2 separate regions of the Homo sapiens genome follow, and region 2 is linked to region 1. Evidence: chromatin loops called from intact Hi-C (ENCODE). Cell type or tissue: Caco-2. All regions are shown on one strand. Each heading gives the region's core, and the rest is flanking DNA. Links, peaks and the distances in the headings are about the cores only. Region 1 has its middle 13 kb from the start of LINC00622. Region 2 overlaps PHGDH (phosphoglycerate dehydrogenase).

Region 1 (12,533 bases), core at 2,784-10,783:
AATAGGTGTGGAAGGCTGCTGCTGGCCTTCACCGTCTTCACCACTCATAGTCAGCCTTCCTCCGCTCCTCTCAGATCTTTATTCCCCCAACTCAGCTCACAACAAAGCAAAACCCCAGGCATGACTCCTTTTCTCAGCTGCCCTTGGCAATCACATAATTTCCATCCTCTCTGCCCCTGGTGGGAGGGGAGGAGCACACCTGGCCAGCCTCCAGCATGAATTGCCTAGTGCTTGCTCCTCTGTCTCCCTATCACAGCTGCAAGTACCCTGTAGATTGTAGTTTTCTGCTGCTAGACTGGTTTCAAGGTCATCTCTGCTAACCCAAAGCACATTCCAATGGGTTTCAGTTTCTTGCTGCTCCTGTGGGATCCAGGGCACTGTTCACAATGCTGTCTGCATCCAGCTGGCGCCCTGTCTCATTCCAGCAGCTGGGAATGCTCAGCTTTGGAAGCCAATGAGGTGGGTGGCAAGGTGTTCCATATACCATGTTGCCCTGTGTTTTTAAGGAGGTTGAAAAAGGTGTCAGTGTACGTGCAATGTTTAAATTGGCATTCCCACACACGTATTTGAAGGATTTCCAACCTGAGTAAAGAACTGCCAGACGCCAGTTCCTGGAGACCAGGGATTCACTGGAAGCAGTTCCATGCATTCTTTTTATTCACTGAAGACACTCCACTGAGATGCTTTTCTGAAAGCATCAAGGGCTGAGGTAGGGAGTGGTTCTGCCTGGGTGTTCTGATACCATCTGTGTATGACTGGCCTTCCCCAGGCCCCAAGGCTGTGACTCATTAAGAGCAGAGACCCTGAGAAGTTCACCCCTCAGCTGAGTGGGCAAGTGCCAGGCATAGTGCTCAATGCTAGAGAGACAGATATGAGAGAGGTAGAGATGCTTACACATTCCAACACCATTTAAAGGTGAAGGTGAAGGCCTATTTTGTTTTCTGCCTGCCCAACCTGCTTGGGCGAATTATTTTGCCAACTATAAGTCTGACTTTAAGGATTTGGCCCCTGGGGCTGCAAGGGATGGGAGGTGGACCGGGGGGAACTTCATGTCAAGGCTTCACATGTTATGCTAGGGCAAGATGATACATTCAGCAAAGGCTCAGCATTAAGCAGATTCTCTGCCAAGGACTCTGCAACTATAAGTCAGAGTCCCCACCACTGCTGCAAATCAGGCAATGCCCACTTTAGCTGGCTTTGTTGGGTGAGGGAAGGGACAGTGTGTAACCTTGGAAAAGCTAGTTCACTTTGTCAAGGGGCTGGAAAAGGATCTGGCTAGACTTTTCTCTTGTCAAGTATAGCATTAGCGAATGTCTGAAATGAGGGTCACTTCAAGGTTTTAGCTGAAGTAGTTCTGCCGATTTCTGTGTTGAAGTTAATAGAGTTGGTAGAAATCACAGACATGACTTCACAGCCTGAGATTCACTGGACTGCCACAGCCACTGCTGAGTGTTGCTGCAGCCTAGACCAAGCCCTATAGGTATTCTTGATCTTGCTCCCATCTGTGCAGTGGAAAGATGCGGGTATGAGGTGTGGGGAAATCAAACCAAAGGACAAACATGAAGGCTCTTGTAAGATTCAGGAGCTTGTGTGAATGTTAGGAAGCAAGGTGGTTACCAGGTGGTTGTGCCCAGTGCTGCAGAGAAGGGGCTGCTGAGGGGTGTCCTAAAGTCTTGTGTCATAGCTCCTGGGAGCCTAGAAGGAGGAGAGAGGCAGTTGCTGTGCATATGGACTGTGTCTTCTGGGATTTCCAGCTCCTGGGGCAGGGTGATGAGGGAGTGAGAAGGCATGGCCTCCCTTTCTTGAGAACAGGAAGAAAGAAGGAACTAGTTCTGCTTCTCCTTTGAGGGTGTGCTGTGCGTGGAGTGTGCAGGGCAGAGCTTTGGCATTAACTGGCAGTGGACTTGAGCAAGGCATGACTTTTCTGGGTTTCTGATTCCTTTTCAGTAGGCACTGTCTCTATTGGTCCTGCCCATTTTAATTTCTAGTGATTGTCAAAGAATTAATTTTAAAACCTTCTTGGGAAACATCTATAGCTTAATGCCAAAACAAAAGGCCGTATTTAAGTCAGCATTAAGTTCTGCAGTTTAGTGGTCATCAGATATCAGGGAGGGAGGGAATCGGTTACTACTTGGCCCCACTTCTTGACCCTTCACAACCCTATGAGAGGTATGATGCCCCTTTCCCATTGAGGTGCCAGGTGCCACTAGAGCCAGGGAAGGGCTGGGAAACCACTTTCTCAAATAGCTTTGGCTTCATACAAACAAATAAGCACATGGAGGCTTGTGTTATTATGAAGTTTAGCTGCAGAAGTGTGCAGGTGCCAGAGGATGCAAATCATCTTACACTTTTACAGCCCAGTGTCACTGGCAACAGACCTTAGAACTGAGCCATATCCTTCATTTTGCGGGAAAGGAAACAGACGCAAGAAGGTAAAAAGATTTGCTTAACTTCGATGGCAAAATTGAAATAAGAACCCAGGATTTTCACTCTTCACTCTTATTTGCAAAAATATTCTTCTTCTAAAACAAAAGAATACTCGCTTGTTTTTGCCCTCCACCCCTTTGCTTAGTTTCTCTCACCCCCAGCTACTTTCATTTCTATACCATGAGGCACCTGCCTGTCTCCATTTATGCAGCACCCACGTCCACAAGCTGATGTTCAGATGGGAGGTTGGGCTGTATGGGCCAGACAAATGGATTAGATAGCTGACTTCTGGTTAAACCTGTCCTCTGCCCTCTTTCTAAATGTCTCTCATCCCAGGTTCCCCGCCCCCCGCCCCCCCCACCCCACTTTATGAATATGTTGGTAGGGCAACCTCCTAGTTCTATGCCTTCACCTCCCTTTTCATCTTAAAAGTAGCAAATCCTAGGTCACCATTACAGACGGTGGTCTAGGTGAACATTGAGAAAGCCATCTCACTTCCCAGGCCTCAGTTTCCTCATCGGTAAAATGAAAGAAGGAAAGGAGCCCACAGTTAAAGCTGGAATAAAGGTCCCTAGATCCTTCTTTAACTTCAATTTAATAAAAATTTTAGAGATGAAGTCTTGTCTGATGTTGAATTCCTGGATTCAAGTGATCTTCCCCCTCAGCCTCCCAGTAGCTGGGAATACAGGTGTGCCCCACCATGCCTGATGAAGCTTTCTTTGCTCTAAAATCTGAACTCCACAAAGACATTGATCTGCCCTGTAGGAGCCAGGGAGCTTTTTTCATTTACCCACGATAGGTCAGCAATAGGTGTTTTGCCTGCTGCTGAAAGAAGTTCCCATAATCAGAATTCACTGCATATTTTACAGGGATCAGTGCAAAATGAAATGTGGGGTCCCATGGCAGCCCCTTAAGCCAAGCACAGGCCCTGGGTGACCTCACCGGCCTTGTGCCCAGAGAGCTGCTCTGCTCAGAGCTACACCAGGGATTTGACAGACTCCAGCTGGTGCAGGAGGGAGTTAGTGCCAGGCTCGTGAGAAGGGTATTCCTACTTCAGTGGCCAGCGTTCATGCTAAGATGGCAATAGGCCCGGAGTCCATCTCACGCCCACCTCTCTGTCGCCAGTACCTGTTTTGGAAGAAGGGCTGACTGCATCAGTGCTGGTTCTTCCATGTCTTGAGGAAAGATTGCGCTGTTCAATAAGGAACTTCAGGTTTCCAGAACAGATTACTGACTGTTTTGGAGTCTGCAACTGACCTCAGTGCTCCCTGCCTTTGGGGACAGAGTGGCTAAGCCACTTTCTTTTCATCCAGCCTTCCCTCTCCACTTCCTCATAATGAACCTCTTTCATGCCTCAGATCACCGACCCCATTCCCTGCTCATTACCATTGGGTGGGATCTTGGGCCAAGATAAAGAAAAAGAACGCCCCTCAAATTTCCACCAGAGTCCCTTGATGTCTTAAGAAGCACATGTAGACAGAGAGGTTGCGTGGTCCTCACTTGAGTCAACTAAGAGTGGGAGATTCTCTTCTGAATTCAATTTTCAAAAGCAGCTTTTCCTTTTTTTGTAGTATAAAAATGCTCTGGGCCTTGCACCATTTCAGGTTTTGGATCTAATTCCCAGTCCCTTTATAACCTTGGCAGCTGGGCTTCGCCTTCATCAGCCTTTCCCTTTCCCTGCTCATGGGCCTCTCACAACCCCACTCACTCTTCATATCACACAAATGAGTTCATTCTCAGCACCATACCCACTATGTGGCTTATCTCTTTCCCATCTCTCATCATGATGATCCAGCTTCTTCAGGTTCATCAACACCGTGAAAATTCATCTTTGCATTCTTTCTTGCTTTGTCACTCAAAGCATTCTGCTCCCTGACTCTCCATCCCTCCTGTCTCCATCCTAGCAGTTGAGTTTGCTTGTGTTTCATCCTTCCATCCATCAGCCCATGTGTCTATTTTGTGTCAGTCACTGGGGACAGAGAGATGACATGGTGAGTTACTGTCCTTTGGACACGGCAGTATAGGGGTGGGGAACAGGATATATAAATGAAAAATTAATGGCAGTGGTACTATGCACAAAGCATGGAGGCTGTAAAAAGAGATGCTTTGGATGGTGAATAAGGAGCTGGGAAGGATGCACTGGCAGGAGAGCTTGGCACCCTCTAAGCCGAAGGAACGCAGTGCACTGGCCTGGGTAGATGTAAAAGCATGCTGCATGCAGGAAGCGCTGAGTTTGGAAAGTTGTTGAGGCACAAAGTAGGAGAATCTGGGGATAGGGCAGGGATTGATGAGAATTAGTCTGGAGTGTCAGGCAGGGCTCAGGTCTTCAGAGGCCCTCTGTTATGCTAAGGCTCACAGGCTCACCCTGACAGTCCTGGGGCTCCCCCTCGTGGTTGGTTTTAAGAAAGGGCGTGACATGGTGAGACTAGTTTGGAGAGAACTCTGGCAACACTGCTGAGGATAGGTTTCATGGGTGACTCTCCAAGACAAGGAGGCCTGTTGGGGGTACGAGTAGGAATGATGTTACCAGGGAGGAAGATGACACATTCAAGAGGTGTTGTGGAGGTAAAGTTGGTAGCGCTGAATGATAGGTGGGCGGAGTGGGGGGCTGCCATCCAGGTTTCTGGCTTGAGAAAGTGTGTGCTTGGGAATTCTGTGCCAATACCCAGTCCTGTCTAAACTAGCGGCCATTCTATCTCAGGCCTGCCGCAGTTGCCCCTGTATTCTGTTTTGTTACCAACCCATAAATCAGGCCTTCGTTTCTTACCTAGATTCTTCAAGTATCCTCTTCATCTCTTTCAGTCCATCCTACAACGTGCTGCCAAGGTAATCTTCCAGGGACAGCTGAACAATTCCCATTGCAGAGTGAATGATGTCCCAGCTTTTAGCATCACCATCAATATTCATAGCTAGAGGAGACATTCTTTTCCCATAGATTCCAATTTTTGAGAGAACATGAGGCATGTTGTATGTGTGGAGTAATTGAATGTCAAGTTGTCTTTTTTTTTTTTTTTTTTTTTTTTTTTGAGACAGAGTCTCACTCTGTTACCCAGGCTGGAGTACAATAGTGCAGTCTTGGCTCACTGAAACCTCAGCCTCCTGGATTCAAGCAATTCTCCTGCCTCAGACTCCCAAGTAGCTGGGATTACAGGCGCCAACACCTTGCCTGGCTAATTTTTTGTATTTTTAGTAGAGACGGGCTTTCGCCATGTTGGCCAGGCTGGTCTCGAACCCCTGACCTCAGGTGATCCATCTGCCTCAGCCTCCCAAGGTGCTGGGATTACAGGCGTGAACCACTGTGCCCAGCCCAAGTCGTCTTTAATGGGGACACAGAACTCCTACTCTGAGGTCAGTGAAGGAAGCAGGCAGGTCGTCTCCAGGGGTGGCCCCGGGTGATCCTGTGTGTGCCCATCATGTCTTTCCAGGTGTATCTTCCATTTCTGCCTTGGCGTGGTGCTCTCTGGTCTGGTCTCATTGTTCCCTAAAAGTGACCCCTTTCCCACCTGGGTCTTTGCAGACTCCATTGTCTCCACCTGGAATACTTTCCCTCACATTCCTGTCTGTTGAAATCCTACCCATCTTCTGATATTTAGCCCAAATGCAAGGACTCCATGAATCCCCTATGGGAATGGATCTCCCGGAAGCATTTTCCTTTCTTATGGCACTCTTCACATTTACTGTGCACTGCACCTAACACGTCTCCTATTTTATCTCCCGCACTGGACCACTAGACTGGGAGCAGAAGTGGAAAATCGGAGGCCTTAATCCTGGGGCCAGGCTGTGAGTGTGTTTTCTTAGTTTGCATATTTGTTCCCCACCAAATTTAATTTATTAAAAAATTATAACCTATGTTAAACATACAGGAAAGCTGAGAGTATGATATAATAATGTATATTTGGGACTTATCGCCAAGAATGAATAGATTTGCTGCTGACACCTCGCCACCCACTTTTTAAGATATAAATTATTGCACATACAGTTGGAACACTAGCCCACACATCCCTCTCCTGGAGCAGATCTTCACACTGCTTTTTCAAATTTAGAGTTAGTCACTAATATTTAGAAATCACGGGATTTCACATCATAATGGTCACTTTCCTGCCGGTTCTCACCAGTCCATCACAGGCTCTGGCCCATCCTGGCCCTTGGAACCTGCCTGTCTAGTCTGTGGCTTAGTCTGGCACCCGAGCTCTCTCATCTGCCCTCTGTACATGCTTTCCAGAAGGCGAGGGGCCTCCTCATGCCCCTCCATCCTCCTCTGCACCACTGCTCGGTCTGTGCCCACTGCCTGGACTGAGGAATTCAAGGCCTCATTCAAGCCCCACTGGCTCCTGTGGCTTTTCCCAGTGACTTCGGCTCAGCTCCATTCTCAGTACTCATATACACCTAGCCCTTAAGCCGGTGGTTGAGCATTTGCCTGTGCTTTTATTCAATCCTTTGTCAGGTACCCTGCAGAGCCACCCAGGTGGAGAAAAAGGACCCAAAAATCCCGGCCAGGTCAGGCTTCCTTGTTCTTCCCTCTTAGCCTTTGCTGCCCCCGTGTGGTGCACCACGTGAGGTGCAGCGGGGCTTGGTGCAGGAGCTTTACCTGCTTGGCACTCTCAGGTGTAAGAAGGGATGGCAAATTTTGTTGGCCACAACACTGCGAGGCGTTTGTGCTTGTTCAGTTGAGACTGTTGACTCATCCGGCCCCCTCGTCTCTTTCTTTGAACTCCCCTCGCTGCCCGTCGGAGATCTGTCATTTTCCTTCATTTCCCTGTGAAAATTGCCCTGGTGGTTTCCTAAGTGTAGGGTTTCACTAGGCTGAAAAACCAGGGGAAGGGCTCTTGTCCCTGATTCCACCACCCTCCGTTGATTCCCGTGGTACTTGGCATTAACATATGGATCGTGCGCACGCCTTACAAGAGCTGGAGAGATGCTGGCTCTTGCATTTTGTGCGGTGGCTGGGGAAGGAGGGGTGTTGCATTTTTCACCTTACCCCACTGCCTGGAGCCACTCGCCCCTGATGCTAGTGCTGATCATCTGTTCCTTGGGGTTTTGAAGGTGGTGGAAACCTGTTCATCTGGGCCAGAATGTGGTTCCCTTTTCTCTTCAGAATGAACACTGAAACTAACTCCATTGTGGTAATCAAATTCAACTGATTAATGATCTGTAAATTTCCTGTGTAAGAAAGAAGTCATTTTGATGTTGGATGTGACTCTCATCATGGCTGTGATACACAAAGGTCCAGAGGGAGACAGCTTCCATCTCCACACTCTGGACCCATAGCAACCTCCTCACCTGCTTCAGTTCAACTCTGTCCCTGACGCCCCTGACAGTGTTTCTTTTGAGTGTGTTTTCATTGATTGGTTAATGACTGTGTCATCACTGAAGTCCCCAAACTTGTCTTGATTGGCCTCCTCTCTTCAGGGAAATTGAGAAGAATGAGAGAACCAGTGATTAAAGAGGAGATGGAGGGAAGAAAGAGCCTAAGGATATGGAAGAATAAAGGAAGAAAGTATGTGATTTAAAGAAGAGGAGAAAGGAGAGAGAGAGGCAGTTAAATCTGGGGATGTGGGATAATAGACTTCTAATTTTGGGCTGAGTAGAAGGTATATTTTGGGAGAAGTTCACACTTGTTTTCTTTACTTGCCCAGGAACCCATGGTGTGGCTCATTGTGTGATTTGAAAGGGTGAAATGCAGGGTTATGTATGATCAGAATGGCCAACACACATATAGCCAGGAGTGTTCTAGAGACCTTCTAGGAAATTGGCACCGAAGCTGGTAGAGGCTGAATGCGTTTTTGTTTCTTTCAGCCCTGCTCGGGGCCATTAGGAAAGGCGTGCAATCTCTTTCAGATGCCCCTCAGGGATTCTCCTGGGTTCTAGAGAATCCCCTGCGTGCGACTGGGCAAGAAAGAGGTAACCCAAAAAAGCTGGGGCCCTCCAAAGTATCAGCACCCCATGCTCCAGTGTTCTGCTGTACCACTGACAAGACCAGTTCAGGCTGTGTGATTCCGTGGAAAGATAAGGACTTTCAAGGTCAACTGCCTTTTAGAAGGCCTAGCCATTAATCAGTTAGTGTGACTGTGAACAAGTTTCCTCACCGGTAAAATGGGAATAGTCACCCCTCGTGATAGGTTTCTGATGAGTATTCAGTGAGGGAATATATGTCATATGTAGGTCATGTTGTACACGCCTGAAACATAGTAGAGCTTATTCAGTCTTCATCGCCCTTCCTGACCCTCCCACTACTCTGCCCACCCCTCATCCCCAGCTCCATGCTACTCTCCTAGGTAAAAGATGGTGATACCTGGAAATGAAAAGGAACAAGGAAAGTATGTATTAACAGAAACCACGCCTCCCTCCAGGTTAGGCATTAAAACATTTATTGCTCTTTACATTGAACTGCGTGAAGAAATAGGAGATTTAAAAGAAAAGAAATGAAATCCTTTCTCATTTAAGAGGAGAAATGGAGCTCTAGTAGTTAAAAGCGACCCTCAAGTTAAAAGAGACCACAAGCCGGGCGCGGTGGCTCACGCCTGTAATCCCAGCACTTTGGGAGGCCGAGGCAGGCAGACCACGAGGTCAGGAGATTGATACCATCCTGGCTAACACGGTGAAACCCCGTCTCTACTAAAAATACAAAAAATTAGCTGGGCGTGGTGGCAGGTGCCTGTAGTCCCAGCTGCTCGGGGGGGCTGAGGCAGGAGAATGGTGTGAACCTGGGAGGCGGAGCTTGCAGTGAGCAGAGATTGCGCCACTGCACTCCAGCCTGGGGGACAGAGCCAGACTCTGTCTCAAAGGAAAAAAAAAAAAAGAGAGAGAGACCACAATTGTTCAGAATGAGCCACTGAGATTTGGAAAAAGCAAATCACATTGTATTTCCTCTGGTATATGATTAGGACAGAAAGCTCCTGGTTGAGCCAGGGAATGGGCAGGTTTTGATGACATGAGGAAGACAATAAGTTGGGCATTGTGTGAAAGGGAGACAACAGGACCTGGGCTTGTGCCATTGTCACCTTCTGTATGAAGCCAGGAGGATGGAGCTTGATGACATCACCTAACAATACCCACATGCACATCTCTGTCATCCTTAAATCGCTGAGTCTTGGACTTCACGGTCTCCTTGTGCCAGTCCACAAGGGAAACCCACTCCACGGTTCTAACAGACTCAGGTACATTCTTCTTGGCTTCCTCCCAGCTGTAAAGTGGCTTATATGCCAGATCTTGCTGAGCCTTCTTGTAAGAGAAGGTGAACACGCTATTTGACAATGTCACTCTGTGGTGGTTGAAGGGTGTCGATAGGTGTAAATTGGCCTCAGCAGGAAGCTCACTATTTCCAGCAGGAAGCCAATCCAGTACATCAGAGATAAAGGAAGGCTCCATCTAGAATCAAGGCAGAGGCCGAACTCTTTGCTCAGGATGTAATTAAGGTTATCATAGCTTTGGTGAGGCATGTCATCTGAGATGTAGTAGAACTGTCCTCGGACACTTGGGGCCTTCTTGGGCTCCCGCAGGGCCTCAAGGCCAGAATGTGGGCCCAGGCCATGTTTCCAATATAGACTGGGTTGACTCTGGAGAACTTGCTGAAACTTGACAGGATCCCATGGTTGTTTAGGGCCTCATTTATACCGGCAGAAAGGATTGGGCTTCCTTCCCCATAGATAAACATTGGTCTTAAGGCACAAGTGTACAAGGTGCCACCGTTTTTCAGAGTCCACCCATTAGCCGCCAGCACAGCCTTCTCAGCAAGCTTTTTGCTGTGTGGGTATGGAGCGTACCATGTGTTTTCCAGAGGCTCTTCTTCGTGACTGTTCTGGATGATTTCCTTGTAGGAATTGGGCCCGGCTACCTCTGGGGTACTGGTGTAGATGAAGACTGGCACTGTAGCTTGGACACAGGCCTCCAACAGAAGCTGGGTACCTACCAACGAAAAGCATTCTGTCAGTGTCAGGAAATATCCCTAAGGGGCCCCAACCACGTGCACATATCTCCACTCCCAAGTGCAGTGGTTATAACAGACTCAGGTACATTCTTTTGTGGCTCTGACTGAGACTGGGCCATGCTACAGCCATAGGAAAAACACCAAAATGAAAAGAAACTGACATATGGATTCTGGAGAGCAAGAATTTCTAGACTTTTGGGTGTTTGGATGTGTGTGTGTGTTTTTGTGTGTGTGTGTGTGTGTGTAGTTTAATTTTGGCAAAGGACCTAGGGTTATCACTTTATATTTTGCCAAGTAAGGATGTTGAAAATTATAATGTGACATCAATACCATTAAAGGCAGATTATTGAAAAACTAAAAAATCAGGAAGATATACTCTGAGAATATGGACAGTCCTGGTTCTTTGGCAAAAAAGGGCAGTAGAAGAATTTACATCACACACACAGACACCCATATACAGTTGTATATAAGCAATATACACTCTTAAATATACTGTTGAATATACATGCAATTGCTGGTATTTTTCTCATTTTGAGTGGACTGGTAAAACTTTGTCACCAGGACCATTCCTGGAGTCATTGAGCGAACAGTGGCTTGTGGGGAGATGCTGGAAACCCACACTCTTTTCCTGATTGTGCATTCCCTGGGAAAGCTGCTTCCAATTCTGGCTGTGACTCTGTTTACCTGGTTATGTAAAGTCGGGGTGATAAACCTTCCTTTAAACCCTGCCCTGGCGTTTCCTGTGGAGCCTGGTGGAGGACTGGGGAGAGGAGTGTGCCCTCTGCTGGTAACACCTGTACTGGGAGGACCTTGCCGCCTCCCCTGAGCTGTGTGGAAGTGTAGCTCATGGAGGTGTTCGGAGTGCCTTCCCTTGAAGAAGGAAGGAATTTCCTAGGCAAAGGATTATTATTTTTTCTTATTTTTTTTTATTCTTGGCCCTGTTTAAAGTCTCTGTGGAATTTGAGTTTCTGGAGAGACAGCCTCATGTTTTCAACAATTAATCTGGTGGCAGAGAAAATGCGGAAGTAGTTTACCTTCAAGGGGGAAATGACCAACATTGTGAAATATTTTCTAAGTCTTGGAGTGATAATGGTTTAGGAAACAGATGCCTCTAACACTTCCCCTGTCATTTTACCTTTCTTGTTGTTGGGAGCTGTGGAGAGTTAATAATTCAAATGAAACACTGGTTACTCTTAACACCCTCCTCACACTGTAGAGGTACTTAAAGGTATGCGTAAGTAGAAACTGGAAAGGTTTTTTTTTTTTGAGATGGTGCTGGAGACCCAAAAGCAATTAGTTGCTTTAGAAAAGGTGTCAGAGTAGACTGAATGTGGAGGGCTAGGCCAGTGGTGGGGTGCTGTGGTGCTGAAGAGACTGGGCTCTGGGAATCAGAGGGTGAGACTGCATGACGAGATTCCTTAAGGGAATGTGTCTGAATTTAAAGTAGTTTGGAAAGCTGCAATTCGGAAAGACCACCAAGACTTTAAGGGATGAGGATTGAATGAAGGTGCATGTTGGACACCTGGCTGGGAATGGCTCTGTAATAGCAGGCCCTGTGGCGAGCTGAAGAGACTGTGTATTCTGGACACTGGGAAACCCTTTTTCTTAAGAAAATATTGTGAGAAAGCATGTGCTGGATAATTCAGTCCTGACAGACCTCTGTGGACCAACTTTACTAATTCTCTCGAGAGAACTTCTTTGAGGTGGGCAGGAGGGCTCTGAATGTTCTTGATATGGGAGTGCTGGGAAGGGAAGAGCATGGTCCCTTTAAATGATATGGGAGGGGGGAAGGGAAGTGCTGGGTGAAGGAGGGTGTGGTCCCTGGCTATGGCTCTACTCCCAGGGACCTAGATGAGGACAAACATTTTCTGCCCAAATGTTGCATTTCCCAAGACCACCCTGGCCTGCCATGCCCCAATTCTCTGCCTATAAAACCCCCAAGACCCTAGCAGGACACACACAAACTGCCTGACAATGAGAGGAGCAGATTGGCAGAAGAAGATAGAAGGGGCTGGATGTCAGGAGGGGCACATCAGTGGAGGCACACATCAGCAGAGGAACACATGGGCAGCTGGACGTTGGGAGGAACACACCGCCCAGCAGAATGATGTGGAGTTTCCCTGGGATGGTCGGAGAAGAGTTGGGCAGTTGAACGGCCAACTCCATGGGAAAACCCTCC
Region 2 (12,533 bases), core at 1,452-9,451, 110 kb before region 1:
CCCGAGGGAATCATGAAAGATGTCTTACCAAAGTCCATATCTATACACAATCTAAATACCCATCATTGAGAGAATGGCCAAATAAAAAGCAATTTATCTGCACAATAAAATTCCACACAACTGTTTAAAAATATGCTAGATTTAGTTGTTCTGAGATAAACATGTTTTTTTCTTAACATCACAAACAATATTCTATTGTTTGCAGCCAAAGAATCCATCCACAGGCATGGAACTGTATGCATTCTGTGCAAATGCATAGAAAAGTCTCGGATGACATGCTAAACTGATGTTTACCGTGAGGAGACTAGGGTTCAGATGGTAATCAAGTATAGCCTTGTCCAAGTTTTAATTTATATGAGAATGCATTCCTTTATTACATGATTAAAACATAACTTTAAATAGTCCGGGTATCTGACATCTAGGGATTTCCATACTCTACCAGTTTAATAATGGTTTCCAAAAAGAGGATGAGGCTAGTATGAAATAACTTGTGTTTAATAAACACTTATCCTCATTTCCTGTCTGGGTGCTTATACATCTCTTTCACAATATGTTCAAGAATCTTCCTTTCCCTTTAGAAAATCTTGTTCTCCAAGACCGGTAGAACTGATGAGCTCTCCGCCCTAAGACAAAATTCATCCAGACTCAAAAGTATGATAATGACGTGGTTGAGGTAAGCAGCTGAGCACGAGAAGAGGCCACTTAGACTCTCCGGAATGATGAGGTCCAGGCAGCTCCGGAGGGGCTGAGGTGGGAGACGGAATGATCCAAGCCATGTTTCAGGGGTTTACAAAGAGCATGTTCTGGAAGCAAGACAGTTAAGAATGACCCTCCAGAGACATCTGGACAGAAGAAATGCAAAGTGAAGGCACTGGCACCCTCCACACCATGCTGGGAATGGGAATAAAACATTCAGTGGGTGACCTGCTCTGAGGCACAGATTAACACTGAAATGAGCAGGCCGTAGACATCTCTTTCAATCAAACACATGCACGAGAGGTGTCAGCCATTTCCTGACACTGATGCTCAAGGTCCCAGGTACCCATGCACCTCTTGGAAGCATCCCAGGGTAGAGAGTTGGGCAGTGCCAGATGGACAGACAAGCTTACCTAGCACCTCAATCATTCAGGAATGAGGTGGGGCTTTTCATCTGGTTGAAGTCGCTGCCGAAGTCTCCATGATGAAGAATATTGCCAGGAATATTGATGTGTAGTGGTGCCACGGAGAAGGAAGCCTGGGGAAGGGGAGTCATGGGGAAGAGGACCCCCTGGGGAAGGGGGCAGGAGCCTTGGAACGGCCACTGGTCTGGAGCCTGTCTCCCAGTTACTGCTTCATCAATGAAATGCTCACCTATTTGGCTATGAGTGCTCTTAGTTTTACTTAACTCCTGACCTCTGCCTTTTATATCAAAATTCTCCATGGACTAAACCTTGACCCTTGATCCCTTACAAAAGAGGATGGAGGAGGGAGTGCTCTTTGTGGCTTATGGCATCCCACCATCCCTGCACAGAGGGCAAGGCTGTGGTTTGTTTACATGATCAATGATCCTGCTGGGCTACATCTGCCTCTCTCAGGAGTCCAGGGATCAAGAATACACCTGGCCCTTCTCAGTGCAGAGGCTTAGGAAAGATATCTGGCTGACTTAAATAAATAAGATGGGGAGTGGAGGCAGGAGGGAGAGGATAATATTCAATGTGTACAATGGGATGCTCACCAGGCTCTAGGCTACTGTCCATTTGCTATGAGTCCTTAGGCATAAGCTTACAAATTCTAGATGTCAATGTAAAATTAAGGGTTAATCTATTAAGATCCCTTCTAACTCTAAGAAGGTAGGAGGGATGTAGAAAAAGGGAGAGTTCCATAGCAGCTCTATGTAAACTTTTCTAGATTTGACATGATCTGGTTGTCAAAACTGATCTCCTAATGTTTAAAGACTTCCTGGCTGCAGTTTGACCCCATAATCCCTGTAATTCCCTAAAACAGAAAGTGAACAGAGAGATGTCCCATAGTAGCCTTAGTGGGTTCATCTCTTTGGCCTATCTGGGAAGCCCTGCAGATCCCCTCTCTTAGCTGAATTGCCTCTCTCATTTGCAAGGTCTCCTGGATTAGCCCAAGTGGGTGGCACTGCTACTGATGGCAACCAGAGGGTTGCAATCAGGCTAAGGGAGTAGCCAGAAGCCTACTGAGCTCCCAGAGTAGGAAAAGGCAGAGACCTGGGGGAAGACAGGAGTTAGGTGTGATTTCTGAGACCGGTGTGAGGTCTTCCAGCCACCATAGGCTCTACAATCATATCATAGTGTACATACAAGCACTTTTAAATCTTTTCTGAAATATGGAGGGAAACTGGAAGGACAGATGGACAATGGATGTAAGGCTCTACTGTGAGGCCATAAACTTGTTCCTGTTTTCTAAATTATCACAGGAAAGCAGACAAAACAAAAGCAGGAAGGAAAGAAAGAATGGGCAGGACACAAGCACCCTCCCTGTGAGGCAGGATAGGTAATCAAGGAAGTGCAGCAACCTTGGTGATCCTATAGTCAACACAATAAGCCTCGGTATTCATATTCTAACTGAGCTCATTCAAGCAAAGCTATCTTCAGTAGGGAACTTCCCATCTAGACAGCCTGTGCACTTTGATTTTTCCTGTCCTCAAACTGACCCCCTGGCTCATTATAATAGTAAAAAACACACTCCTGGGTGGAGATTTAAGATGCTAATAAGACATGTGCCAAATGAACAAGAATGTACAGCTACTACTCATGTGCACCCAGAGGACCACCCAAAACATGCTTACTAGTAACAGCTCTTCCCACCTCCTTATGAATAATCATGTAAAACTCCTATAAAGGGAGTTTCTCCAGCAATAATCAACACTGCCTCATTCGTTTTTGTTTTTGTTTCTGTTTTTTAAGACGGAGTCTCGCTCTGTCGCCCAGGCTGGAGTGCAGTGGCATGATCTCGGCTCACTGCAAGCTCCGCCTCCCGGGTTCACGCCATTCTCCTGCCTCAGCCTCCCAAGTAGCTGGGACTACAGGCGCCCGCCACCACGCCCGGCTAATTTTTTTTTTTTTTTTTTTAGTAGCGATGCGGTTTCACCATGTTATCCAGGATGGTCTTGATCTCCTGACCTCATGATCTGCCTGCCTCGGCCTCCCAAAGTGCTGGATTACAGGCGTGAGCCACCGCGCCCGGCCAACACTGCCTCACTCTTATGAGCAGCCCACCCTGAATTCTCTCTCTCCCGAGGTGTACTGTCTACTCTGCACTTAACTTTCAAAATATTCTTTTTCCTTTGCAATAAACTCCTCAATGCTGCACCGTGTCTCTTGTTTAAATTCTTTTAAACTAAGAAGACAGGAACCAAAGTCTCAAAAGAGCCATCAACACCTGGTTCACTGGGACTCAGGGCTATTCACTCACCAGAGAGCTAAAGGACCCCCACCAAGTATTTCCAGCTTTTGAGTCCAGATCAGCAGGCCAGTGTTCTCTCCCTCCTTGACTTTAACACTTATTTAGATGGGGGCTCCAAGAGAGGGTCAGACCCTCCTAGAACAAAGCTTCTGGCTTCTGCCCAGACATGCTGCCTTTCCCAAAATTGCTGCAGAAAGTCCCACATCACAGGGTTCCAGCAACATCTTACCTTCATCCCAAAGGACTGCATCCGGGTAGCTACCTCTCTCCCAATCCTGCCCAGGCCAAGAATTCCCAGGGTCTTTCCATTCAGCTCTGTTCCCATGAACTGCAACCAAACAGGCAAAAGGAAAGAAGCTGAAGTCAGCAACATGAGTGGACCCCGGGCCCTGAGCCCAGGTGGGGCGAGTCAAGGCCGCTGCTCACCTTCTTCCGCTCCCATTTGCCGTCCTTCATCGAAGCCGTCGCCTGGGGAATCTGCCTGCAAGGATAGACACAGGTTCAGAGGGTCCATTCGGACTCCCGCCAGCCCAGGAAGGAGATGCAACATCAGGTTTGCACAGTCACTGCCCATGACAGCCACTTCCCCAAGAACTGGGTCTGGGGGTTCAGGTTTAGGAACACTGATGGGGGATAAAGGGAAAACAGAAGAGAGAAACCCTTGGCAAGATCTGACTTAGAAAGCCTGGGATTTCTGTGACCAGCCAGGCATCTGGGAGGAGGTATGGATTCCACCTCAGCCACTGAGGCATCAACCAGAGTGAGTTTTTTACTTTAAGCGATCGCCAATCCTCCAGGGTCTGTAGGGATAACTGAGTGGGGTACTGGGCAACTCTGATGACATCGAGTACTCCAGAAGCTCAAGGAATTATTTTGATCTACCTATCTCATCCAGCACCATAACCTATGACGTCTTCTACTATTATGAAGAGGACACCTAATTACCTATGCTTCCTTGAGAGTTTCTTAACCCCGAGGGTCTTAGACTAGTCTGGACCCTAGAGTGGGTGGGTGGATGCCAAAGCCCAGACACTTCCATTCTGTCCTGAATGCGTGGTCCCAACATTTTTAAACATCCGCACCACCTTCCTGTCCCACCACCACCAACACACACACACACACACACACACACACACACACACACACACACACTCTTCACAGCCTGTCTCCTCCTATTAGTCCAGATGGAAGTCTGAGTCTACATCTGTGTTTTCTGGAGGAGACAGAGGAAGTGGCAATTAGGGCAACATTAGAGGTCAAAGGGCGATATATGTCCTGTGGGCATGGGTCATCAACACATCTCTGGAGGCAAAAAAGGAAGATTTGAGAAACAATGTTTAAGGAGCACTTTATTTTAGACATCCTAAAAGAAATGTTTAGACACACATTAACTCCTCTAACATTCACAGCTGCACGGAGGGAGGCACTGGAGGTTAAACAGTTCTCCCCAGATCACCCAACTGGAGGCACTTGAACAGATTCAAAGCCAGCAAAGTCAACCCCAGCACGGCCAGCCTCCTGAGTACTTAAATGTAGGCCTTTAACCTGATGCCAAAAACCTCAGAGTGAGCGAGCGTGCAAAAAGAGAAATCTCAAGCTGCTACTTCCGTGCTTTCACTTCACTAACTTCTAACACAAAAACATTCTCTCATCTCTACACATCACTAGGACATTGATCTCCATCTGAGGGTAAGGCTGAAGGTGGAATCTGTCCTCCATCACAGAGGCGCACGATCTTATGGGTAAACTCAGAAGAACTTCAGTACCAAGCCACATGGGGGACAAGCTGCATTCACCTCACTGCTCTGACCCATCAGGCAGGTAATAAGGACAGGGACTTGCCTTGAGGAACTGTTCACTTCTTGGGAAAGCTTGCCTGATAAAATGCCTTTGACCTAGTGAGACAGAGCCCCACCTGGCCCCTCTCTCCTCTCCCTCACATCCTATTTTCTTCCCACCAGACTCCACAGTGCTATCTAAGATGTATGCGTGCGGCACCACAGAACACAAGAAATCCCTAACCCTTTTCTCTGGCTGCTGCTCCCAGCTGATCATGGAGCCTCTCCAGGTTTCAATGCTTTGGAATCCTCATCAGGCCAGACTGGAGAGGACTCTAATGTGGGCGAGGGTCCTCACAATAATTAAATGGTTGCTGGCCTGACTTACTAGAGGAGGAGATGGTAAAGCAGGCAAAAATGGTGAAACCTACATTTGTTGATTCTCTCCTTCCTTCCTTTCTGTGTGCTGTTCTTCTGCACCTCAGGAGCCCCCGCCATCTGCTCAAAGTCCCTACTGTGAGGCCCAGCCACGCCTGCTCTCCACCCACATTGCCCAATCCTGTAGAGTCTACATATAGGCACCCACACTCTCCTACCGTCCTCCCTGCTAGGAACAGTCTGATGAAACGAACGCATTCCTTCCCAATAGGGTGTGCGTGTTTCCTAGTTTTGATGCACCTTTGATGAGTGAGGTCATGGTGAGCAGTTGACAATGGGGAGCTTCTTTTAAACCACAGCATTTCACCGATTCCTTTAAACAAAGCTGGTCCTGGAAAAGGAGGGAAAGTATTGCTGGCTCCCAATCCTTTCCTTCCACCTCCAGAAAAAAAGTGAGGTAATTAATCAGAAAGCCACATTGAGATCTTTTCCCTTACTCAAAAAAAAAAAAAAAAATCCCTGAAGGTAATAGCTGAAGTGAAACCAGGGTGCCAGGCTTCTGTACTTCTCCAGGGGGAGAGACACTCAGCCTAGATGTTCTGGGAGAACCCGGCTGCCAGCCTGGGGGCCCCTTCTAGGCTGAGACCCTACTGCTGTGTAAGCTATCCCTGTTTCTCCTTTCCCCCCACTGCCTCCTTTCACCTACCAGTGAATATCAGTGAATACCAGAGAGCTCAGATGGAAACTGCAGGGAGGAGTTAGAGCAGAGGTAAATTCCCCCAGATCCTCCTCCAGCAGGAGGGAAAGCAGGTCTCGCCATGGGAAAAGTAATTTCTTGGTCCCGGAAGGTTTCAGGCCTGAGTAGAGAAACAAGGAGTCCTTGATGCCTAGGTCCGCTGGTTTAGGGAATCCATGGAGCTTCAAAGGGACCTAGAACAACTTCCTACCCTGTTTATTGGGAGCCTTGTTCTTCCCCTTGACCACATAAATGCTTGAATTGCCTGTTCAACAGAAGTGCTCCATGCAATCAGTTTTGCCAAATTACTAACCAACACACTGAGACTCAAGCACATTCTGTGCCACAACCATTTGATTTCTAGGCTGCCCCATCCACTCAAGAGGCCTGGAACTCCTGCTAGAAGAGCAAGAGTCTTGCCCATTTGAGTTCCATTGTGTTATGAACCCACAGAACACACAAGGACCCTGAAGCAGGTTCTTACTCCATTCTATTACAATACAGATTTGTAAGGGCAGTGACAGAGATAAGCCCTGAGGGCCAGGGGAATCAGTGAGGGACATAGCCTAGCTGGAAAAGCCAGAGAGCTTCTTGGATAAATTAATACTGAAGCTTAATCTTGAAAAGTAAGCAGAGGGTACCTAGACACTGTCCATACCCTGCTGCCTGGAACATCCTTCCTTGTTATCTCCAGGCAGCAGGGTATGGAGAACATTTGCAAGAGTTGGAGGCTAGAGAAGGCAGATTGTCTGCAGCATGGAGAATAGAACATGAGTAAAGAGAAGTGCACCTTTGTGCACTAGGGAACCTGTGTAATGAATGTTGAATAGAGGACCTGATGGCCTTAAAGGTTCTTTGCAGTCTGCATGTCGCCTTCTTAGCAGTCTGCAAGTCGCTGAGACGAAATGTTTCTAAGTTTTTCTGGGTCCATTTGCTTGGCAAGTGGTAATAATTGGCATATCGGAGAGACTAGCTTTGCTGAGAAGTCAGGGACTTACCTGGCCAGGCACATGATCATTCCACAAGTGAGTTCTGCGGCACTGAGGCTGTTCCCATTGGGGGTGCTAAAGATCAAAGAAAAGGGGGACATCAATGGGCACAGACCCAGTATTCCCACTCCTTCCCCAAGAGAAAGCCTTGAGTGCAGGCTGTGTTCTCTCACTCCTGCTCCATGAACTGACCACGCCACTGTCCAGAGTTCTCTGATGTACTCTCGCCCTAAGCCAAGGGCTGGAAAGAAACCCCCTTCCCCTGGCTTTATGTTTCCCTGCAGAGGGACCTCCATTAGAGAAACATATCTGGCTTCTCTCTATCCAAACACTCCTCCCAAGGCAGAGAAGTGTCTCACATGATCAGATTTGTGTGTGGTTCAGCCCTTTTCTTTCTCCTATTTCAGGATCTACCTGCCTCCAGAAAGCACAAATTCCCTGCTGCTCCTACCATTGATCTTACCAAGGTCAGAGTCTCTCGAATTCAGGGCTCAGTCCAATGCCTACATATCTTCATCAAGTTACCCAACCTGGCTTTTTTTTTTTTTTTTTGACAAGGCCTCGCTCTGTCACCCAGGCTGGAGTGTACTGGCATGATCACAGCTCACTGCAGCCTTGACTTCCCAGGGTTCAAGCAATCCTTCCAGCTCAACCTTCTCAGTAGCTGAGACTACAGGCTGGTGCCAACATACCTGGCTTTTCTTTCCTTCTTTTTTTTTTTTTGTATTTTTGTAGAGATGGGGGTCTCACTTTGTTGCCCAGGCTGGTCTCAAACTCCTGGGCCCAAGTGATCCTCCCACCTTGGCCTTCCAAAGTGCTGGGATTACAGGTGTGAGCCCCCACACGCAGCCCCAACCTAGCTTTTATTAGTAATCTCCACCTGTCTGACTACTCTTCCTATCTCTCAACAAGTTCTGAACTGAGAAAGCCTCCTCACACCCTAAGTCACAGGGCAATCCAGACCCTTCCCATTTTATAAACAAAAAAATAGAGGTGGCAACCCACAAAACTATTTTTCTTTTCTTAAATGCTTTTTAGGTTTTTGAAAGAATTTCATATACGTGTTCACCCTGATTATTCCCCTACTGGGTCTGTCTTTTTCATCTCTGGAATGAAGGTTAATAAGGTTACAAGAAGAAAAAGTCAAGAGATCCTGTATAAGATAAACGGACTCTCAGAGTCTGTCTGCCTGCAAAACCACCTGGCTTCTCATCCTCCCACAGCAAACAGGCTGTATGGGGGCGCAAGTAGAGGTGCAGAGATTGGGGCCTGGCTGCCTCTGGGTCCAAGGCAAGAATGTGGGATGGGTTATCGTTTAACATTTCTGCTGTTGAATATTGACTTCAGTCAGGTGACCAATTAACCTCTACCCTACAGGGGGAAGTGCAGTGCAGGGGAGGGGAAAGGTCTTAAGGACAATGAAGTCCCCAAGGGAAGAGAAAAGTCTTAAGAACAAAGAGGCCTGGGGATGGCCTTGCCATACCATCTAAGTGACAGAACGGGTACAGTACAGCACTGGCGTGCTGATGACCTCTGCCCCTGTGTTTCTGCAGAAACAGCTTTAAATGGGACCCTTCTCCTCTTGCCCTAGAGCACTGAAAGAGAAACTAGTGTCTTAGTTCCAGAAGGTGGCAGGGAAGTGGGGAGGGCAAGGATTCTAGTCATTAGTCTGCTAGCAAAGGTTGTGCCTCTGTACAAGCACAGTAAAGTAGAGCTGACAAAAACCTGCCACAAACAGCATTAATAGAGGCAGAGGGGGCTGGGTGGGAGCAGGAAATGCAGATGAACTCACTGACCTTCCGATTCCTGAACCAGGTCACAGAGGTGCAAGCAACTGCGCATGGGGTGGGCTCGTGAAACATTTTGAGATTATGCAGGGACTCTCAATTTCAAAAACTGTGTAACACCCTGATGGCATTGGTGATATAGTGGTGAGCATAGCTGCCTTCCAAAAACCTTGAAACCACTATGCTGTGTGTGTTGACCATGCAGGCCCTAGACCAGGCATCCTCCTGGAAGCCCTTCCAATGGACTCAGCTTTCTCTCAAGTGAGTTTTTTCTCCCTAGGTGTGGTCAGTCTCCGCACTCACCCCCCTACCCCCAAACCGCCCGCAGCCTCCATGACTTACTTCATAACCAAGATGCCCTTCCTTGTTGCGGCCTCCAGATCCACATTGTCCACACCTGTGCCAGCCCTGCCCACCACCTGGAGTTTCTCAGCTGCGTTGATGACATCAGCGGTCACCTTGGTGGCAGAGCGAACAATAAGGCCTTCACAGTCCTGAAGCAGAAAAAACATTTGGGTCCAGAAAGTCATTCTGTGAGAACTCGTAAAGCCGCAGGCACATCATTGCTTACTCCTGAGTAAGAGATGCATTTCCGGAACCTTAGGAAGTCACTGATGACTGCCAGTTCATAGATATCTTTGGTATACTCACTAGGGAAATGTGGGCTAGGACTCATGCTGATTTTTACTTAGAGTGGAGGAGACTGTGCCTCTAACACACCAACCGCTTTGTTTGGCATGCTCAAGAAAGGGCAGCATTGGCCCATGGGCTCTGGGCACCTGGCTCATCTCTCTAGACAGCACCATGATGCCTGCAGCCTGGATGTCCATCAGACACATGCTGGAAGTCAGGGGCCATCTCCTGTTCCTCTCTGTATACCCTATCATTCCTGCACATTGCTTGCTCAAAATGGGAGTTCCTGCCTGCTGGCTGATTTTGATATATCCAAAGAAAGAAAGGCAATGTCATCTGTCCACACATCTGATAGGTTCTGCCATTGGTCAGGCCTGGGTTCAAATCCAAGGCCCCTGCCTTCCAAGCTATGAATCAGCTTCGGCCTTCTCAAGTGTGTGAGGAACAAGCGAGAGAGAACAGGCACAGCACCTAGCACAGTATCTGGCGACGCTTAATGAACATCACTACCTCCATTAGACACTGAGCTACTGAGGGCAGAGGTGGGATCAAATTCTACTTTGTAAGCCCCTGTCCCTGATACAGGGAAGGCACTCAATAAATGTTGGTTGGCCGAATGAGTAAATAATGAATGAAACGAATGTTGAAAGAAAAACATTTCCTAAAAGAGAGACCAAAGGAAGAGGGGCAGGGGAAAAATGAGAGCAATTAAATTCATCTAGACTTGCTCAGACACCCAGGCAATATTAGACTAAAAATATACATATGCAAAAAATAAGACACTGAATTCATCATAGCCACTATACGTGAGCTAAGTCAGATCCCCAAGACAATCTTCCTTATGCTCACCCAGAATCCTGTGGTATGTGGTTCTTTCCAGAATAAGAATATTCTTGCTCAAACACAGAATGAGAATCCCTAAGAAATGGGGCAGGTGAGCAAGTCCACACTCTGTCCCAAAGTGGCAGACACCAGGCCGGTAAGAAAGCAGCAAGTATGCTTTCAAAAGCACCAAGCTGGGAACCAGGAAGACAGAGTTCTAATCCTAGGTCTGCCAACAATGTGTGGGTCACTGCGGTAATTCACCTCACTCTATACCCCTAGTCTCTACCTGTAAAATAAAAGAGATGGAGCACATGGCTCCTCAGATCCATTTTCCCCGTAGAGCTCTCAGCTGGATCCCATGAAAACCTTCTTTTACCTTCATTCCCACTGCATGGATTCTGGAGATAGAGAAAGGTCATGAGAAGTTGGCTTCTAGGGTAAGGGCCCACACTGTGTTTGTTGTGCACGAGCCTAGAGCATAGGAGCAAATATGGACAAAGTAAATGTAAGGAGAGCAGTGGGTAATTTTATCTCCACTAAGAAGAGAAGAGGAATGATGCTTAGGCTGCAGCATAGAATATTTAAGCCTTAAGAGCTTCTAAACACTGGAAGAATTGTTCAAGAGCAATAGTAGAACGATTCCTCTGGAGGTGTTTATGCATCACACATCCTCACTGCTTGGGGGCTGTGCCTACCAGCAGAGAGAAACATGCAGGCGGCCTGGAAGACACTCCAAATCCTTTTATGTCTGAGGTTCTGAAGCAGAACGTCAGAGTGGGAGATTTGAAGAAATGTTCACCAGCATCTGGTCCAACTCCATTTTACAGAGGAAAAACTGAAGCCCAACAAAGTTAAGCCTGCCTACTTTCCCTTCCCCTCCCCTGTACTTTTCTTCCTTCATTTTATCGGATGCCCGCTATGTACGTATCTGGCATTATGCTAAACTGATTATGACCTGGGTGTATACAAGTCACATGGGCACCCAGGGCTTAGAGGAATCAAACAGAAGCCACCTCAGTGCTGACTGCCCCAGTGCTGAGGCCAACACCAGGTGAGCACCTGGAGGTATTCTGATTTCCCCCCATAGCAGCCTAGTTAAATATCAGCCAAGCCAGGCAGAAACAGGATACTGGCATCTTTTCCACATTCAAGTCCACCACACAGGCTCCAAAGAAAAGGATTTCCCTGCCTGGACACACTTTACTGACTTTTCAAGGTGCAATAAAGTTATCTTCCAGGAAACATTTGCCAACAACCCTGAACTGTCACTCTCCCTACACCCCACCATTTTTGTTGTGATCACCAATATAATATGTTTCATATCTAGTTGTCCTCTCTTAGACCTGCAGTTTTGGTCTCCTTAGTTATATTTTCTATGCCTAATGCAGGGATTTTATATTAAAACTTTATCTACTCTATACCATATATCCATAGTACCAGCCTCACCAGCACATAAACCATTTATTGAGCACCTGCTGGGTACTAGGCATTACACCAGTTGCTTTACATTATTCTCTTCACAACTCCAAGGAGAAGGGGTATAATCATCCCCAGTTTCCAGATAAAGAAACAGAGGCTTTGAGAGGTAACCTGCCCAAGGTCACTCTTACAGATCAAAAACCAGCCAAGAACTGGAAAGTCATTGCCACTGGCTAACTCTGAGACTGTAACTGAAGAAGAGTTGGTAGACCTGCCAAGATGTCAAGAAGATAGGGCCAGAGCCAAGGCCATGGCCAGTTAGGTGCAAAAACCAAACTGTAAAATCCCTTGGAGAGATTTACTAGTAACAATAGCTACCATTTTTTGAGCAAGTACTTTACATCCAGCACTGTGCTTCACAACAATCCTAAGACAGATATTACAATTATCCCTATAGTACAGACAAGCAAACTGACACTTAAAGAATTTAGAGAACTTGCTGAAGTCACATAGCTAGGATATGGCAGAAGCTGGAATCAAGTCCAAATCTGTTGAGTTCCAACTACCTTCCAAATAC

The links. A loop is a pair of places that touch in the nucleus more often than their neighbours do. Peaks named below come from ENCODE experiments on the same cell type or tissue, not always from the same donor. Only the 100,000 strongest peaks of a DNase experiment are listed, where the experiment ranks them.
Region 2: it touches region 1 in a loop (7-fold over the local background); 5 of 110 quality-filtered maps call a loop at or near these places.

The regions. Positions count from the first base shown.
Region 1 is chr1:119,606,228-119,618,760 of GRCh38, reverse strand. It overlaps the pseudogene HSD3BP5. Among named protein-coding and RNA genes, the nearest start is that of LINC00622, 13 kb to the right of the region's middle. RefSeq lists a silencer at 1,129-1,329. In Caco-2, for the core only: CTCF peaks have their summits at 4,839 (motif pointing left) and 6,983 (motif pointing left); DNase peaks (open chromatin) are centred at 4,810 and 6,940.
Region 2 is chr1:119,718,210-119,730,742 of GRCh38, reverse strand. PHGDH (phosphoglycerate dehydrogenase) reads right to left here. Exons shown (of 12, transcript NM_006623.4): 2 at 9,422-9,573; 3 at 7,302-7,367; 4 at 3,838-3,892; 5 at 3,641-3,739. Among named protein-coding and RNA genes, the nearest start is that of PHGDH, 13 kb to the right of the region's middle. In Caco-2, for the core only: no CTCF peak of the experiment used is centred there; DNase peaks (open chromatin) are centred at 5,754 and 8,692.